Regions from separate parts of the Homo sapiens genome. Here region 2 is linked to region 1. Evidence: chromatin contacts called from ENCODE Hi-C or POLR2A ChIA-PET data. All regions are on one chromosome and are shown on one strand. Each heading gives the region's core, a stretch centred on a gene start or an enhancer-like site at or near the end of the contact. The rest is flanking DNA. Distances are from core to core; before and after follow the strand shown.

Evidence for each region. A loop is a pair of places that touch in the nucleus more often than their neighbours do. ChIA-PET counts read pairs that join two places held with the same protein, here RNA polymerase II (POLR2A). Pooled maps may share reads with other maps.
Region 2: a loop to region 1 is called in a pooled map, with 5 times the contacts of the local background. The contact joins the enhancer-like site here to the promoter of SEC11C in region 1. A Hi-C loop is called at or near these places in 1 of 168 maps with a recorded cell type or tissue (GM12878) and 4 of 50 pooled maps. POLR2A ChIA-PET finds 5 or more read pairs at or near these places in 1 of 52 experiments (GM12878).

Annotation. Positions count from the first base shown.
Region 1 is chr18:59,137,046-59,143,372 of GRCh38, reverse strand. It overlaps SEC11C (SEC11 homolog C, signal peptidase complex subunit), which reads right to left and starts at 3,489. Exons shown (of 6, transcript NM_033280.4): 1 at 3,338-3,489. The coding sequence starts at 3,424. RefSeq lists enhancers at 747-846, 1,665-1,714, 3,630-3,729, 3,810-3,899 and silencers at 3,450-3,589, 4,010-4,059.
Region 2 is chr18:59,845,901-59,852,169 of GRCh38, reverse strand. No RefSeq gene overlaps it. Among named protein-coding and RNA genes, the nearest start is that of PMAIP1, 51 kb to the left of the region's middle. RefSeq lists enhancers at 4,435-4,614, 4,695-4,774, 3,859-4,776 and a silencer at 4,739-5,033. Within about 2 kb of position 3,951, at least 2 of the 41 ENCODE cell types and tissues checked have a DNase peak (open chromatin) inside an H3K27ac peak, as active enhancers do; they include GM12878, where a contact is called at or near this core.

The DNA of each region.
Region 1 (6,327 bases), core at 2,240-4,739:
TTTTTTTTTTTTTTTTTTTTGAAATGGAGTCTCACTCTGTTGCCCAAACTGGAGTGCAATGGCGCGATCTCTGCTCACTACAACCTCCGCCTCCTTGGCTCAAGTGATTCTCCTGCCTCAGCCTGCCGAGTAGCTGGGATAACAGGTGTGCACCACCACACCCGGCTAATTTTTATATTTTTAGTAGAGACGGGGCTTCACCATGTTGGCCAGGCTGGTTTTGAACTCCTGACCTCAAATGATCTGCCCGCCTCGGCCTCCCAAAGTGCTAGGATTACAAGCGTGAGCCACTGCACTCAGCCTACACACCATTTTTAAAAGCGACTTGGCTACTGTGTCAATAGCAAATTATGAAACTATCACTATATTCCCAGGAGAGTGAAAAAGGAAACTGGAGTGCTAAGCAGACATTGACAAAGTGTTGGGCTATAATATGTTAAACCATTGCTTCTTCTGGTTCCATGGATTAAGTTCTTTAGTGGTGATTTCTAAGATTTTAGTGCAGCTGTCACCGGAGCAGTGTACACTGTACCCAATATGTAGTCTTTTATCCCTCATCAAATGAAGAATATTTACCAGAAAGTTGCCATGAAACAATCAAAGCCTTTACACCATTTCACCATAAGCTCAAAGAGCATAACGGAAAAAATCAAAGATCACAAAGCAAATACTTAAGAATGCAAAGAAGTGAGCCGTTAGAAGAGATAAAACATTCATGTCTTCATTCAATAAATATTGAGATTCCAACAACAACAACAAAACACTGCTTCTAAAGTAAAATCAGCCTTACAAGTCACGTCACTCTAAAGCAGAAGCTGTTCACTGGAATTTACATTCAAAAACCTCCCCACCGGCTCTGCCTGACTTAAAGGATTTGATAAATAACCGCTGTTTCATTATGAATTACAGATCTGATGAGGAAAGCCCCAAACCATGGTTTTAAACAACGATTGCCGTTTTCAGACAAGTTTTCAAGTCATCTGGCTCCACCCCGATAAAATCTTGCCACTTAGCCAGTAAAGAACTTGTACCAAGAATATATTTTCCAGTATAATTTCCCATGCTTGAAAAGTTCATTAAGGGAAAGCAAAATCAATTCCTCAAAAAAACTTCCTTTGAGCAAGCCATCTACCTGCTAAGGAAATGTCCAAATACACAAAAATATAAAAATCAAACTAAGAAACCACAGATCACACTTTTAACACCTTAACTTTAAGAAACCTACGAATCAGATTCTAGGCATAAAATCCTGGAATCCAGAAAAGTAATTTTGATTGAACTACTGACAAGCTGACTGCGGTCTGGAAAAAAAAAACCACCACCATGTTTCACAGGTGCTTTTGTTGTTGTTCACCTTTGCCTACCAACTTTGTATGCTCAGCACTTAATGCTCACAGCAGAGTGTAGAACTAAGTCCATACTCAGTCATTGTCAACCAATGATGAAACAGCCAATGTCTAAGAGTTTTAAGCAAACATTTCAGATCAAATATTCTGGCTGACAGCAGCAGCACTGCCAGTAGCTGTATTTCTTCCTCTCTTCCTCACTGCAGAAACAAAGAGCCCTTGTGTTGCATGTGGGTCCTGCTTTAATAGTAAGCAGGGGCAGCAGAGAAAGAAGGTCCTGCTTTCAAGACTGGTGGAGCATGCAGGCCTGACAAAGTGTCATAAGATGCTATTTTGGAGGGAAGAAGAGAAAAAAAAAAAAAGACAAAGCTTTTTTAAAAAGTACCAAGAAGCAGTAGATTTGAGCTTGCTGAATTTTAATTAGAAGACTAGCAAAACAGGCAATACAGCCAGCTACTGGCAGGCCTTATCGCTGAGAGCAAAAACACACTGATCTTTCAAAGGGCAAACTGGTTTAGGGATCAATACACTCATCAGAGGGCCTTTTCTGACAGTCTGCAATTATAGCCATCAGTAATCAGTACCAATTTTAGAGACACTTTAAAAACCCAGCCATTAAGTCTAGATTTTTAAACAAAGCTCTGCTTCCTGGAGGATATTCTTGTGAACAGCATCAATGCTCAGGACATTAGCAGTTACTTTTTTAAGCTGGTGATAATCTCTACTACAACTCATCTTCCAGAAACAGGAGTCATCAGCTTTGCACACCTAGACACTACCACATCCTAAACACGGTTGATGAAATAGAAATTATCAAACTTTCCCACACTACTGCACTAGTCTGAAATTCTACTTGGGGAAGGGGGAGGAGAGTGAGAGGGGAAAAACACGTATGCCTAAAGGAGTAAGCTGTGACCTCCCATGGGCACCACCCCACATCTCAACATGATGGAGCAAATGAAACTGGATGCCATCAAAATAATGAGGATTAATACCATTTTCAAAGACAATCAAAACTCCCTGGTTGGAAGGTCCCATTTTTCTTAGCACAATTTATTAGTAGCAATAGTGGCATTAGTATCCACCGTGATATTCAGGTCCTACAGGTCCCCCAAATTCTCTACCTAGAAGCCTACATAGTCGTATTTTTCCTGACTGAGAGGGCTTCCTTTCCAATCCCTACTCACTCTTAACCTTATAGTGAAGAGATAAGGCCCCAAAGACAGTGATGATGGCCAATAAGTGGCTAAAAAGAGAGCAAGAGGAACGTTTTCCTCTGAGGTCCTCTCACAAAGGAGAGGGAATTCAACCACCCCAGCTGCCCAAAGACCCTACACTGCCTCCTATATTCAGAGTGCAGCCATCTCAGAAGTTAGAGAAGGCTTCTGGAATCTCGCTGGGAACACTGGTTGAGTCCACAATGATTGCGCACAGCTTGTGAGCTCTCTAGGCACAAGGAGCATTATTTAGTCCCGACCCACGGTCAGGGGAAAAACAACTGCCCAGGCTGGGAAGAAACTGCTTTGGGAGGCATCGCTGGACAGCTCCCGTTGTAGGAAAGTTCTTCCCTCTCGCCTGCCTTTCTGCCTCTTCCACCTGCCGGCAGTCAGGCCTCTGAAGCCCCACAGAGAAATCGGTTCCCTCTTCACCGGGTGGCCCTTCAAATACGCTCAGAGAGCTGTCGTTCACCGAGTCATCTCTCCCACAAGCGTGGCTGTGGCATTCTCAACCACATTTGACATTCCATGGCACGGGGTTTCTATTCTCCCCTTTCCTGCACCCTCCCCTAATTGTGCTCTTGTCAGGGCAAGGAAGTGCACACCCATGCCCACACGTAGGCGTAGAACCCAGGGCCTGAGAGCCCAGCGCGGGAGCTTCGGGTGGCCGCCCGGCCGCATTCACTGGGAGCCGGAGCCCTGACTGGGAAGCCCCGACTCCCCGCTAGCACAGGCGGTCCCGGCCACGGCGCGCTCACCACCCTCCTCCGTCACCTGGCGCTTGTTCATCTTCTTCAGGTCCCCGAAGATATCCAAGCCGGACGCGGGGAGATGAGCCCCCACGGCGCCCGCACGCACCATAGCAGGGTCTCCGGGGACCTAGCGGCCCGCCGGCTCTGGGTGGCACAGACGGCTGCGGAGCACCTGCCGGCCCCCGCCCACCGGCCCAGCGTCCTTGCGGCCACGTGACCGGCGACTCGCTTGGGCGTCTGGGAATCGTAGTCTCGCCAGTCTTGGGCACTGGCCAGCCAGGAATGAACCTGAAGGAAGAAAACTACCACTCCCAGAATGCTGCGGGGTGGGCACCTCGGCCAGTGAAGACCCGGGGCTCCTAGGGAGGGCAGCTACAGGGCTCCGGAGCCTTGTCCGACCCTTCGGAGGGAACATCGAGCAGCGAGTGACCCCGCATACCTCGGGGGGCAACTCGGGGAAGGGACTACTCAAGAGGAGCTGAATTTCCCGACTCTGGTCAGGCGCCAAGAGGACACCTAACTCCCGCTCGCAAATCACCTAGCCGTGTATCTTGGCTATTGGATGACTGCAGCGAGGAAAGGTGGTGCCTCTACGCTGGGGCGGGCTGAGCCGAATTGGGGCGGGGCCTAAAGATGGACTGCGGTGGGCGGGGCTTGGAAGAGGCGGGACTTTTGAGGCCGCTGAATTCTGCATTTTGAGTGGTACCACTTGTATGCAAGGAAGTATCTTTGAATGCCTTGACCATAATTGGGTTGCAATAGATATTAATTAAATGAATACATAACCACCTAATTTCATACACGAGAAAGCAAAGGCCCAGAAAGGTTCATTGACATGGCCAAGGTTAAGTGGAAATGAGTGGAATATAACTCAAAGTTTTAAATTTAGAAGTCCTAGATCATCACAGTTCTGATCCTAGATTACCTTTGGTTCATTCACTCACTCGTGTATGCATTATGCATTCTTTATTGTATTTATTTATCCACAAATCTTTATGGAGCACCTACCATGCACCTGGCCTTGTTCTAGGCACTTGAGAAACATCAGTTAACAAAACAAGCAAAGATTCTTGCCCTCATGAAGCTTATATTCTACCGAAGGCAGACATAATGGATAATTTATACGGTACCTAAAGGATGGAGGTGCTATGACAACAGGAAAAGCAGATAAGTTGAATGGGGAGGTCTGGGGGAAAGGATCAGGTTGCAATTTAAAATATACCAGAAGCTGACTTACCATGAAGCTAATGAAAGGTAAGTTCTGGGACCCTTCAATTGCAAAGGTGTTTTTCCAAGGTGTGGGAGAAACTTAACCATAGAATGTGTAAAACTTTCAAAAGCAAGATATTGCAATTGCTATTGGTTAAGAGTTCTGTTTCTTTGCATTCCAACTTCACCTCCATTACATTTCCCCTCCTGTTGGAGGGACAAGGAGAATTTTGGGGATCCAGCTAAGGAGGAAACGAGTTGGAGATACATTTGGTTTGAGTTTAGTGAATTTATTTATGTGGTTCATGGTCTTTCCTGCCATCCTCGTGTAAAAAATGGCTTCTGGGAATACTGCCATCCACTGGGCCAACTCACCTGGCACCGTGGCAGGAAGTCCCACTGGAAGTGGCATCTGATATGAAAGTGTTCTGCAGCACTTGACCTTGGAAATAAGTGGATGGAGAGGAAAAACAAGGTTTGAAATGTACAGATCCAGAAGCTAGTCTGTGTAAAATTCTTCCAAATATCAGATGTATAAAATTATAAGTGCAAGACACAGTGCTTAGTACATAGGAAGATATGGTGATAGTTAACCCTGCCACTAATAATTGCTGGAACTAAGGTGGCAGCACTAAAGGTTCAGAATCTGGATACATTTTGAAGAAAGAGTCTTCAGGATTTTTTGAAAGAATAAATATAGGGCGTGAAAGAAGAAAAGAGATTGAGGCTGACTCCAGGGTTTTTAACCTATGGAACTAGAAGGGTAGAGTTCCCCTCAACTTCAATGAGGAAAGCTGTGGGTGGAACAGGTTTGTGGGAATAGAGTAAGGGTCCAAAATGTGACCAATAAACCTAGAACCCAGTGTGATATCTTCACATCAGAACCTTTGGCCCAGCCTCCAGGCTCCTGCTTAGGTTGAGCATTGGGTGAGAAGCAACACAGGAAGACATTGGGTAGAAGTCCCTGCATATTGTCCAGTCTTAGACTAATTTATTCACCTCCATGAACCCTTTGCTCATCCACCAAATAAAAACCGTATTTGTTACAGCCACTTTGGAAGACAGTTTGGCAATTTCTTCCAAAACTAAGCATCCTCTCACCATATGATGCAGCAATTGCACTCCTTGGTATTTACCCAAATACCAGCTTGAAAACGGATGTCCACACAAAAACCCGTACACGGATGTTTTTAGCATCTTTATTCATAATTGTCAACACTTGGAAGCAACCAAGATGTCCTTTAGTGGGTGAATGGATAAATAAACTGCAGGATATCCAGACAATAAAATGCTATTCAGTGCAAAAAAGAAATGTAATATCAAGCCATGAAAAGACAGGAGGGAAGCTTAACTGCATATTACTAAGTGAAAGAAGTCTATCTGAAATGGCAACATACTGTATGATCCCAACTACATGGCATACTGAAAAAGGCAAGAGATGTTGTGAGAGTCAAGTGAGGTATTAATAATATGCAAAAAAAACCTCCCATCTGACTCAAAATAGACTCTCAGAACCAGTAGGAGGAATTATGGCTACTATTAATATTTTTTTCTTAATCCAGGACATAAGTAATTAAGAGAACTAGAATGTTCACTTCATTTGTTCTGTCACTGGTGGCCTCTTCCCCAGTGAAGTACTCCTTCCCGTGAACTCTAGAGGCAAGACTATGGAGACAGTAAAATGATCAGTGGTTGCCGGGGGTAGGGGGGAGAGTATGATACTATAATGATGAGTACATATCATTATATATTTGTCAAAACATAGACTGTACAACCCCAAAGTGAACCCTGATGTAACCCGTG
Region 2 (6,269 bases), core at 2,702-5,201, 710 kb before region 1:
CTGAAGGTTGACACAGCCCAGGTGGTCAAGGGACACAAGACGAGAGCCTTCCTGCCTGACCCTTCATTATTGATGATTGGTCCACTAAGGACCAATAAAGCGTCTAGGAGCCTCTCCAAGCTACTTAGAATTACTGAGGTGCCAGCAGGCACCAGGCTTATAAATCTGTCTTTTATTATCTGGTTGGCTTAGCCAGGTCTCCAAAAGGAACAGTCAAAGTTTTATGATGTACTTTAACGAGCTGACTTTCAGAGTCAGGCTTTGTCCTGGATGAAATCTCCCCAGCGGCAATGGAGGTCAGCTAGATCTCCTAACCCTGCTCAGAGTCCATTTGTTGTTAGACTGTTGATCAGAATCATTTTCTCATTCAAAACAGTGAAATGTCTTTTTTTTTTTTTTTTTTTGGCAGGAGGCAAGGAGGAACATGAGCATCTGCCCCACTCTCTAAATCTCTTAATATACATTGATACGCGTAGACACACAGCCTTTTTTTTTTTAGACGGAGTCTTGCTCTGTCGCCCAGGCTGGAGTAGCAATTCTCCTGCCTCAGCCTCCAGAGTAGCTGGGATTACAGGAGCACACCACCATGCCCTACTAATTTTTATATTTTCAGTAAATACAGAGTTTCACCCAGTTGACCAGGCTGGTCTTGAACTCCTGACCTCAGGTGATCCACCCGCCTTGGCCTCCCAAAGTGCCGGGATTACAGGTGTGAGCCACCACTAAAATTCACTTTTCAGATAGAAAATGTAACACTAGTGCCTACATTATTGAAAATGTGCTTTGTCATTGTCTATTGGTCTGATTAATCTAGGAGTTTATCTGCCCAAAAGCAAATTCTAGTATCATTTTATCACTGGTTCAATTTACAAGCTATCAAAAATACTGATGCTCTCATTAGTTCATGCTACAGAAAAAAATTTGTTAAAAATAATTATAAAATGTAAAAGCCCAATTTTAAAAGAAGCTGATCTAAAACTTTTATATCCAGGTAAGGGTAGTTACTTTGTGGGTTGTCCTTATGGTTCAGTCAATGCTATCATTGCCAAGAAAGTTCTGGAAACTTTTCTGAGCCCGGAGTTTATTCTTTGGATATCGTCTAGGGTGAGAAATCTTTTTTCTTTGGAGCTTTGCTTTCTGTAAACAACTTGGAGTTTATTCTTTCAGTAACGTGGGTGCTCCATCTGGGCAACACTGTTTGGATCTAAAACCCAGTTTGGGCCCAGAGAATTCCTTTTCTTGTGCAGTCTGTAAATATATTCTGAAAGCCACCCCAGAAGAGTTTCAGACATGTTTTAAACAAAGTAAAGAGCATAGGTAAGAAATAGAGCTTCCCAAAGCGGCTGTTTTAAAGTGATATTAATCTGGTAGAAATCACAATGCATTTTAAAAATAAATCCATGTGATTTTATAGCCATGACTCAGACACATAAACTTCTGAAGGTGAAAATGCTTTAGGGAGAGATAGAGAAAACTTTAAAATGGTTTACTTTTTAAGTACATGCTTAGGGGAAAAATAATTATATTGCCTTCCCCACCATGCACAAAAGAGTGAGATGAGAACTATTCAATTTCTCCCAAAGCTGCTGTTTTGCAGAAAGACTTACAGAAGAGTTGAGAACAGAAATGAGAATAACGCAGAAGTGGTGATGACCAGGAGGCCTGTAACTCAGTTTATGATTTGGGAACCATGTTATTCTCCTCCATCATTCAACACCATCTTTCCCCTACAAAAGCCCTTAGGCCAGTAACCTAAAGATCCAGCAATTGTGAGTTTAACATCACGGATAGTCCAGACCCCAAATAAAACATAGAATGGCTTGCATTTATACGTTGCTCTTTTTTTTTTTTTTTTTTGAGAGAGTCTCGTTTTGTCACCCAGGCTGGAGTGCAGCGACATGATCCCGTCTCACGGCAGCCTCTGCCTCCCAGGTTCAAGTGATTCTCATTCTTCAGCCTCCCAAGTAGCTGGGACTGCAGGAGCCTGCTGCCACGCCCAGCTAATTTTTGTATTTTTTGTAGAAACGGGGTTTCACCATGTTGGTCGGGCTGGTCTTGATCTCCTGACCTCACGTGATCCACCCGCCTTGGCCTCCCAAAGTGCTGGGATTATAGGCATGAGCCACCGTGCGCAGCCGCTTTAGGTTTTTTACAGAACTTCCTTGCATGATTCTTCTGAGAAGTGGGCAGAACAAGGTTTTCCCCCCTTTAAAGATGGAGGTTTTAATTTTGTTTTTGTTTGTATTTATTTTTATGCATTTATTTAGAGACAGGTTCTCACTTTTTTCACCTAGACTGCAGTGGTGTGATCATAGCTCACTACAGCCTCCAACTCCTGGGCTTGAGTGATCCTCCTGCCTCAGACTTCCAAGTAGCTGGGACCACAGTCCAATACCACCACGCTCGGCTAATTTCTTCTTCTTCTTCTTCTTCTTCTTCTTCCTCTTTTTTTTTTTTTTTTTTTTTTTTTTTTTTGATGTCCTCTCTGAGACACAAGTCAGCTAATTTTTTTTTTTTTCTTTTTTGAGATGGAGTCTCGCTCTGTGGCCCAGGCTGGAGTGCAGTGGCACGATCTCGGCTCACTGCAAGCTCTGCCTCTCGGGTTCACGCCATTCTCCTGCCTCAGCCTCCTGAGTAGCTGGGACTACTGGCGCCCGCCACCGCGCCCTGCTAATTTTTTTTTTCTTTTTTTTTTTGAGACAGAGTCTCGCTCTGTCACTCAGGCTGGAGTGCAGTGGCGCGACCTCGGCTCACTGAAAGCTCTGCCTCCCGGGTTCACGCCATTCTCCTGCCTCAGCCTCCCGAGTAGCTGGGACTACAGGCGCCCGCCACCATGCCCAGCTAATTTTTTTGTATTTTTAGTAGAGACGGGGTTTCACCGTGTTAGCCAGGATGGTCTCCATCTCCTCACCTTGTGATCCGCCCACCTCGGCCTCCCAAAGTGCTGGGATGACAGGCTTGAGACACCGCGCCCCGGCCCAAGCCAGCTAATTTTTAAAAAGACTTTTTGGCCGGGTGAGCTAGCTCACACCTGTAATCCCAGCACTTTGGCAGGCCAAGACAGGCCGATTACTTGAGCTCAGGAGTTTGAGACCAGCCTGGGAAACATGGTGAAAGCCCATCTCTACCCCCACCACCCCCCAAAAAAGAAAATTAGCCTGGCATGGTGGCCCGGCATTGTAGTCCCAGGTATTCGGGAGGCTGAGGTGGGAGGATGGCTTGAGCCCAGGAGTTCAAGGCTGCAGTGATCAGTGATTGTACCACTGTGCTGCAGCCTGGGTGACAGAGAGAAACTCTGTCTCAGAAAAAAAAAAAAGTTTTCTAGAAACAGGGTCTCCCTGTGTTGCCTAGGCTGGTCTCCCACTCCTGGTCTCATGTGATCCTCCGCCTTACCCTCCCATAGCATAGTGCCCACCTAAGATGGGGATATTGAAGCACAGAGGGCAGAGTGCTTTGCCCAAAGTTACAGGACTGGTCAGCAACTTAGGCACCTGGGTCCTATTAACTCATAGCTCAAGCTTCCTTCATGGCTATATATGCTTCTGGAATTGAACTAAAATCACAGAACTATGCATTCCAAAGTTTGCACTGAAGTATGGTATACTTAAAACATATTATGAAATCTTTTAGACCTCGTGCTGCACAGTGGACATTTGTAACCATGCCATCCAGCTGAACAATTAACCTTTTTAAGCTAGGTTTTAAGTTTCCTTCCCCCCACCATCCAGTCTCCTTCCCTTGCCTCCCCACAAGTCGCCACTTTCCTGGGTGAGGTATTTAATGTTTCAGCTGTGCTTTCTGCATGAAGACAATTGCCTTGGGCTTTGGTGTAAAGGATCTAAGGGGTAACAGATCTTCTGAGACGTGGTAACACCTGCTGCCCACCTGCCTCTCTCCTGAGTTGAGTGGGACCAGGGCCAGGTGGGGAGTGAAATGAGGCTTGCACAGAGGAAAGACCAGTTAGCCAACCAGTATCCTATGACGTCAGAGTTCATCAGGTGAGATAGCAAAGGGAAATTCCGCCTCCCTGAGTACTAAATTGGAGTCTCTTTAGCCCAACAGTTTTATGGTTTCCCAGAAAGCACGTGGAGCAGAGTGAAGTAAGTGAAATGTTTTCTAGGATCCCCCCACTTTTCCCTTTGTGTTCCCTTACCTTTGGACACCCTCCCTCACCCTAGTGTCAAGGCTCCATCTTGGAACCCAAATGGTCCTCAAGGGGACCCAATAAGAGCCCTAGCTGCCTGGGGTCTCCCTGTCCGCTCACACCAGGCTCCCTTTCCAGCAACCAGCCAGGCGTTGCTTGCTTTCTTGCTTTGCTTTCTCGCTTTGCTCTCTCACTTTCTCTCTTTCTTTCTGCTCACTCTGTTGCCCTGGCTGGAGTACAGTAGCATGATCTCGGCTCACTGCATCCTCCACCTCCTGGGTTCAAGCAATTCTCCTGCCTTGGCCTCCCAAGTAGCTGGGACTACAGGTGCCTGCCATGACACTTGGCTGATTTTTGTATTTTTAGTAGAGATGGGGTTTTCCCATGTGGGCCAGGCTAGTTTTGAACTTCTGGCCTCAAGTGATCCACCCATCTCGGCCTCCCAAAGTGCTGGGATTACAGGCTTGAGCCACCGCGCTGGCCCTCGCTTTCTGTTTTCTGTCCTACTGGACATTACCAGCTCAGACTTGTTCCAGCTGTGACTTCCAAAGCAATAATTTTGTAAACTAAACTGTGATGAACAGAAGGGATTAAGGAGATACCAGAAAAGGGGTATTTGTGGATTTGAACTGCAGTTTATGCTTTTGCTTTCCATGCCTTGCAGGATGTTTTGACCAGAGGGAATTTCCCTGCCCAGGGCAGAGAACAGCCCCAAGGCAGGGGCGGAGGCAGAGATCTTTGTATGTAAATAGTGCTTTCTGATCTAGGTCCACACTGGGAGGGGCGGTGACTCAGGCTTCACACTTAGGAACAGCCTCAAATTCGAATCCTTAATGTTCTCTCCAAATAAGATTAAATCATCCCCAAAGCTACTGAAAGATATTCTTCATACAGCTTCAAACCTATGTCTATTACCAGACTACACAGCCTATCAGGAACCATGGACCAATTGTTTTTGGTTTTTTTGTTTGTTTTTGTTTTGAGAAAGAGTCTTGCTCTGTTGCCCAGGCTGTAGTACAGTGGTGCAGTCTCAGCTCACTGCAACCTCTGCCTCCCGGGTTCAAGCGATTCTCCTGCCTCAGCCTCCCTAGTAGCTGGGATTACTGGGGCACATACCACGCCCGGCTAATTTTTGTATTTTTGGAAGAGACTGGGTTTCACCGTGTTGGCCAGGCTGGTCTCGAACTCCTGACCTCAAGTGATCCACCTGCCTCAGCTTCCCAAAGTGCTGGGATTACAGGCATGAGTCACTGCACCTGGCTTCTACTGTTTTTTGTTTTTAATTTTCTAGCAGTCATAATTTATTTTGTGAGTGTTTTTAAATTGTTGTATAAGAGATGTATGTTTATAGTTTATGTAATTAGTTTTTGATTATGAGTATTTTAGTATAATATATTGTATACTGTGCTTTTTTTTTGGCTTTTTTTTCTAAGAGTCTTGCTCTCTCACCCAGGCTGGAGTGCAGTGACGAGATCTCAGCTCACTGCAACCTCTGCCTCCCAAGTTCAAGCAATTCTCCTGCCTCAGCCTCTGGAGTAGCTGGGATTACAGGCGCCCACCACCACGCTCAGCTAATTTTTGTATTTTTAGTAGAGTCTGGGTTTCACCATGTATTTCTGTTTTAAAGGCTTTCATTTGTTAAATGTGAACATTTAAAATATATTGTGAGTTTGGAATTTATTTCTCAACTTTTTATTATTATTTTTAGAATATCTTAGAATTGTTCATTTGCTTTATCCAACAATGCACACACATCAGTCTCAGAATAACAATATTAAATACACTTACTCCAATATAATTACTGAAAACGTTAAAAAAAAACTTTTTTTGCATATGTTCTTACCATTCTTTCGCCATTTTAAGAGGTGCACATTGACAGATCATAAAACCATTATATACTGTACTCTCTTTTTTTTGAGACAGAGTCTTGCTCTGTCACCCAGGCTGGAGTGCAGTGGTGGGATCTCGGCTCACTGCAACCTCTGCCTCCTGGATTCAAGTCATTCTCCTGCCTCAGCCTGGGACTACAGGCATGTGCCATCATGCCCAGCTGATTTTTGTATTTTTAGTAGAGACGGGGTTTCACCGTGTTGACCAGGCTGGTCTTGAACGCCTGACCTCAGGT